Regions from separate parts of the Mus musculus genome. Here region 2 is linked to region 1. A link is a loop called in an ENCODE intact Hi-C map of the cell type or tissue named here. Cell type or tissue: gastrocnemius. All regions are shown on one strand. Links, peaks and the distances in the headings refer to the core of each region. The heading gives the core; the rest is flanking DNA. Region 1 overlaps Ninj2 (ninjurin 2). Region 2 overlaps Wnk1 (WNK lysine deficient protein kinase 1).

Region 1 (2,807 bases), core at 36-2,535:
GGGAGAGGCCAAGGCAAGTAGGAGCCAGGGATTCTGACTCCATGAAAGAATGACTCATGCTGAATGGCTCTGCTCCCTGATCCAGCCCACATTCCCGGGCCTTTGTTCTGACCCGCCGGGGCTCCGGCCTTAAAGGGCCAGATCTCCCAAGGCACCACCCTGTTGCAACCCCATGACCCTCGCTTAGCCAGATCCCTGATGGAGTTTCTAGTGGGCTAGGGAGAAGAATGCTATACTGCAGGATTTAGGGCAGTAAGTGGTTCTCAACCTGTGGGTCGAGACCCCTGTATTAGAAACCATACATTTACATTATGATTCAAAAATTGCAGTTATAAGTAGCAATGAAAATAATTTTATGGTTGGGGGTCACCACAACATGAGGAACTTGTATTAAAAGGCCAAAGCATTAGGAAGGCTGAGAAACACTGGTTTAGGACAGCGGATTCCATTCTCAGACCCAGCAGGTCGGGGGAGAGGGGCGGGGGGGGGGGGGAGAGGCGGGGGTTGGGGAGATAGAGACGGTAGGGTGTAGGGAATCTTTTCCTCACTTGCCAAGAACCGAAGAGATCAAAGCAATTTCCTCCAGAGTCTCACAGCCCCTCCCTCTGAGCACACCTTCCTCCCAGGCTGCAGGTCTGCTGCTGTTCCCACCTGGGGATCCCTCCATCATCTCCCTCAGATCCAGCTTCCTGTTCCTTCGTTTTGGTTTGCTATCTTTCTGTTTGGCCCAGGATGGCCTTAAACTCAAAAGCCTCCTGCCTCTGCCTCCCATATGTTGACATTATGGGCAATACCACCAGGTTCAGTACCACTGGCTTTCTTAAACTGTTCCTTGCCAGCTGTGTCTGGTGGGTTCTAGGCTATCCACTTGTGTGTATTCAGGCTCCAATCTTCAGGTTCCACAATTCTGTCCTGTCATGTGGTGGGGCACTTCCTTGGGACTGAAATATCACTCTGACACCTAGTTCCCAAGCAGCTTCTTTGAACCTCGCACGCCACCCTGTGGACACAGGAGAACTGGCCTTCGGGAGAATAGCAGAGCTTCAAGCAAAATGAAAGCGAGACCTGAATTCTGAGAGGTCCACACCTTCTAAACCCACAGTTATCCCACATCCTCTGCAAAACAGGCTCTTAAAGCAACAGCAACAAAAGGTAGAGAAGCTGGAGGTGGGACTCGGTAGCAGAATGAATGGTGTGCATGTGTGAAGGCCTGGTAACACACACACACACACACACACACACACACACACACACACACACACGAGGCAAGCATGAGAGAGAGGGGATTAAAGTTGAGATTATGATACTTTTTTGTAGAAATTTGGAATGATGTTTCCCAGCATCTCCTGCTCTTCCAGGACTCCTTAACCCCCCAAGCCCCACCTACAGCCAATGTTAAACACCTGGCTAGAGGTTTGAGTTAAGGCTCTGCCCCTGAAAGTTTTTAGAGACAGCCAGTCTATCAACTCTCAAACCAGGTGTGAGCTGCTTTTGGAAGGAGGGGCAAAGTCCTGAAGGATGGTAAGGAAGGGCTTGAGAGGGGATGGGAAACAGCTCAAAGGTGGGGGGTTGGGAGATTGGGGAGTGGGGATTGGGGGGGCAGCCCATTGGAAAATGTTATCAAGTGAGCCATCTGTTGGTGTTCTCAGAGTGATTCAGACCAGGCCTTAAGCAAATGAGCCAGGGCCTTGGCCTATAGCCTTGGGTCGGATGTAACCATTGGCCTTCCCATGGAGTCTGGAAGAGGGTACTAGATCCCCCTAGATCTGAAGTTAGAGGTGGCTGAGAGCCACCTGTGTTGGCTGTGTCTTCGGTAAGAGCAGCAAGTGCTCTTAACAGTTAGAAGCATATCTCCACCTCTGGAGTTCAGCTTTTTCATTTTCATTTTTTAGTTCTGGGAGCTCGACTTGACTTTATCGTTCTCTAAATATGAATTTTGTAAAGTAGTTTATAATTAAGACATCCATTTGTCAAGGATTTCTAGCTTTGAAACAACTCTCGACACAGCGTTACAGCCTTGGAGTTTCCCGGTCCTTCCCCAGTCAGCTTCTAGCGGTTTTAGTTATTGATACAATGTTGTCAGCCCGGCCTACAAAGCTAATCTCCTCGTGAGATCACAGCACAGGAAGGGAGAGAGGAGCATGCTGTCAGGCAGAAACAAAGGCTCCCTCCTCATCCCAAGAAGCCAGCAATCCAAGGCGGTGGGGTGGTCGCTGTTCTAGCTCAGGGCTTCTGAGAGGCTTTCCCTCGCCCCAGGCCTTGTTGTCTAACAGTTGTGTGTAGGGTGCTATTTTAACCCCTAGGCGATGACTTCAAACAATGCCACTCTCTCTGTTCTCATTTAGCTCAGGGAAAGGATAAATGTTCTATTTTCACTAGGGCCACCCAAGTGTGTTCAATTAAAACACATTTGAACCTTGTATAGATTAATTAAAATTGTGCGGCTAGGGGAAAGTGTATCCTTGTGGAGGTCAGAGTTCAAAGCCGGGTGTTTTCCACAATCACTCTTCATTTTGAGACAGTCTCTCACCAGACCCGGTGTTCCCAGACTGACGGAGATTGGCTGCAGACTCCAGAATCCACCCATCTCTGCTCCCCAGTGCCTGGCGAGCATAACAGTGTGAACTTGGGTCTTCACTTTTGCAGTTCCCCAAGCTTCACTTGATCCTCCTGTCTCTCTCTACCGCTGGAGAAGGCCAGTGGGAGACTGGGAGTGAGTCCCTGGGACGGCCCTTCTTCCTGGCTGCCTGCCTACCAGGGACTCTAACTCCTCCAACAGGCCACCTGCTGATGGACTGGCCCAACCA
Region 2 (2,807 bases), core at 8-2,507, 190 kb before region 1:
TTTTGTGCATACTAGTTAAGAACCAATTGATTCTGAGTTACACTCTAATATAGTTGTTGTTTCTTCTATTTCTTCTTCCTTTCCTCTTCCTTCTCTTCTTCTTCCTGGTGTGTAGTATCTGTAATCAACTCTAGCACTCTGGAGGCAGAAGCACATGTACTGCTTAATTCTAGGCCCATCTGGGGTTCCATAGCAAGTTCCAGATCAGCCAAGGCTACATAATAAGAGTATGTCTCCTATGGCTCTGGCATCATAATGCTCAGCTCTTACTTTACTTTTTAACATTTTTCATTACTTTTACATTTATTTGTTTCTTTGTTTAGGTTTTCTGAAGACAGGGCTTCTCTGTAATACTGGCTCCTAGCATCCATAATAAAACAGCCCACTACAGCCTGTAACTTCAGCTCTAAGGAATCTATCACCCTCTTCCCCACTACAAAGACTCCCATATGGCATACACTCACAGATATACACATTTATACATGAATTAAAAAAATAAATCGTGAAAACTTCCTAGTAGATTCATTAATTTTATGTATGTTTTTGCCTGTGTATCTGTGTGTGTACCACATGCAAACTTGGTGGCCACAGAAGTCAAAAGGTGTTTGATCCCTAGAACTGGAATTATACATGTTTGTAAACTACCACAGCCATGCTGAGAATCAGATATGGGTCCTCTGCAAAAGCAACAAGTGCTCTTAACCAATGAGTGCTCTAGCTCAATAGTCATGACTTTAAAAAACAAACAAACAACAAACAAATAAATAAGCAAGGAAGATACAAGTCAAACCATTGTAACGTGACAGACTGCTGACAAGCAACTAGGTATCTGTATCATTGAAAAGACTTTCAAGGTGTAGATAGACATACAACTATCACACAACTTTCTTTAAACCACTCAAGTATTTATCAAGTTTCAGACACTGTGCTACAAAGTAAAGTAGTAGAAGAAGCAGGTATATGAATAAGGAGCTTGAATGAATATCATCATACCCATCATCATCTTCATCCTCTCCAAGAGAGATGGAGATGACTCTCAGTGGTTAAGAGTGCTTGCAGAGGATCTGAGTTCAGCTTTCAGCATCCATGTCTAGTGCTTCCTCTGTTAATCTCATTTTAACCACTAGAGGGCAACCTTGACATTGATTTCTACTTCCTAAACTGCTCAATTTTAAAAATATCAATCAATATGACTTAAAATTAACTAGGTTTATTCAGCAACAAACTCATCCCAATAGCTACCAATAAATAATAACCTTATTATTTTATATACAAGAAGATTTTGTGGGTAGTAAAAACACATTGGTTGAAAGGATTATTTCTGTCATAGTAGACTAAACAACAAAAGTAAATATAAAACAAGAGATTTCTAGAAAATATTGATTGACTTACGTCTTAAGTGTTCCAGATGTCATTAGTTCAGTCACTAAAACAATGCATTTTTTCCCTTTTACTGTGGATTCCCAGGAATCATAGAATCGAACAATGTTGGGATGTTGAAGACCCTTTAACATTTCAGCCTCTTCTTTGAATCTCTGCCTTTCAGATTTTGTTAACTTTCGATCCTAAAAGGCAAAAAACAAAACAATGTGATTTAAAATGATAAAACACAAGTCACATAGCTATATTAGGATGCTAAATAAGCTGGTCAAGATGGCACATGGTGACAATCTCAGAAGTCAGGTAGCCCCAATGAGGCAGCAAGACTAAGTTCAAAACTTGTCTAAGCTGGGCGTGGTGGCGCACGCCTTTAATCCCAGCACTTGGGAGGCAGAGACAGAGATTATATTTTAGACATTAGAGATTATATTTAGATTTCTGAGTTCGAGGCCAGCCTGGTCTACAAAGTGAGTTCCAGGACAGCCAAGACTATACAGAGAAACCCTGTCTCGAAAAACCAAAGGGGGGGGAAAAAAAACTTGTCTAAATAAAATACGCCGGGCATGGTGATGCGCACCTTTAATCCCAGCACTTCTGAGGCAGAGGCAGGCAGATTTCTGGGTTCGAGGCCAGTCTGGTCTACAAAGTAAGTTCCAGGACAGCCAGGGCTATACAGAGAAAACCTGTCTTGAAAAACCTAAATAAATAAATCAATAGAAATGTGCTAATTATACGTTAATGATAAATAGCATTAAAATGAAACAGAAACACTAATAAAAGTCATTTGCGTGCCTTAAGAGTTGGAGAACACAGCCGGATGGTGGTGGCACACGACTTTAATCCCAGCACTTGGGAGGCAGAGGCAGGCAGATTTCTGAGTTTGAGGCCAGCCTGGTCTACAAAGTGAGTTCCAGGACAGCCAGGGATACACAGAGAAACCCTGTCTCGAAAAACCAAAAAAAAAAAAAAAAAAGAGTTGGAGAACAGAGTACTGTATCTTTAAGGAAAATGGATTATAAAGTGATGCTTGAAATTATTTATCATTAGTATCAATGTCAAAAATATAATCTCATTCCATAAAATACAGTTAACTTGTCACTTCCAAAATAAGTCAATAATTGTTAGAAACAGGCGATTAATGTCACAGAATAGTTATAGGCAAAGACTTAATAATCAGAGCTATATAGAAAAAAACATATCTTAGGTAAAAAACAAAAACAGTTAAATGATATATATCTTTGTATTAATTAGAACTTTCTATGAATATGCTGTATAATCTAACAAAATTGTTATCATAATCAAGCAATCTAGTAAGTATGCTTTCACCAGGTGTTAAGTTCTTGGTGCCTTTACAGGAGCTAATTTACTTCCTATCTGAGATGAAGAATCCAATTTGGCTTTATAGTTTGTTAAAGTCCATACACGCA

What was found. A loop is a pair of places that touch in the nucleus more often than their neighbours do. Peaks named below come from ENCODE experiments on the same cell type or tissue, not always from the same donor. Only the 100,000 strongest peaks of a DNase experiment are listed, where the experiment ranks them.
Region 2: a loop joins it to region 1, with 7 times the contacts of the local background. A loop is called at or near these places in 33 of 42 quality-filtered maps.

The regions. Positions count from the first base shown.
Region 1 is chr6:120,192,386-120,195,192 of GRCm38, forward strand. The region is part of intron 1 of Ninj2 (ninjurin 2); the gene reads left to right. Among named protein-coding and RNA genes, the nearest start is that of Gm25327, 50 kb to the left of the region's middle. In gastrocnemius, for the core only: a CTCF peak has its summit at 1,006; a DNase peak (open chromatin) is centred at 991; H3K4me3 peaks cover 1,040 bases; H3K27ac peaks cover 1,196 bases.
Region 2 is chr6:120,000,801-120,003,607 of GRCm38, forward strand. It overlaps Wnk1 (WNK lysine deficient protein kinase 1), which reads right to left. Exons shown (of 28, transcript NM_001199084.1): 2 at 1,393-1,565. Among named protein-coding and RNA genes, the nearest start is that of Mir706, 32 kb to the right of the region's middle. In gastrocnemius, for the core only: a CTCF peak has its summit at 1,120 (motif pointing right); no DNase peak of the experiment used is centred there.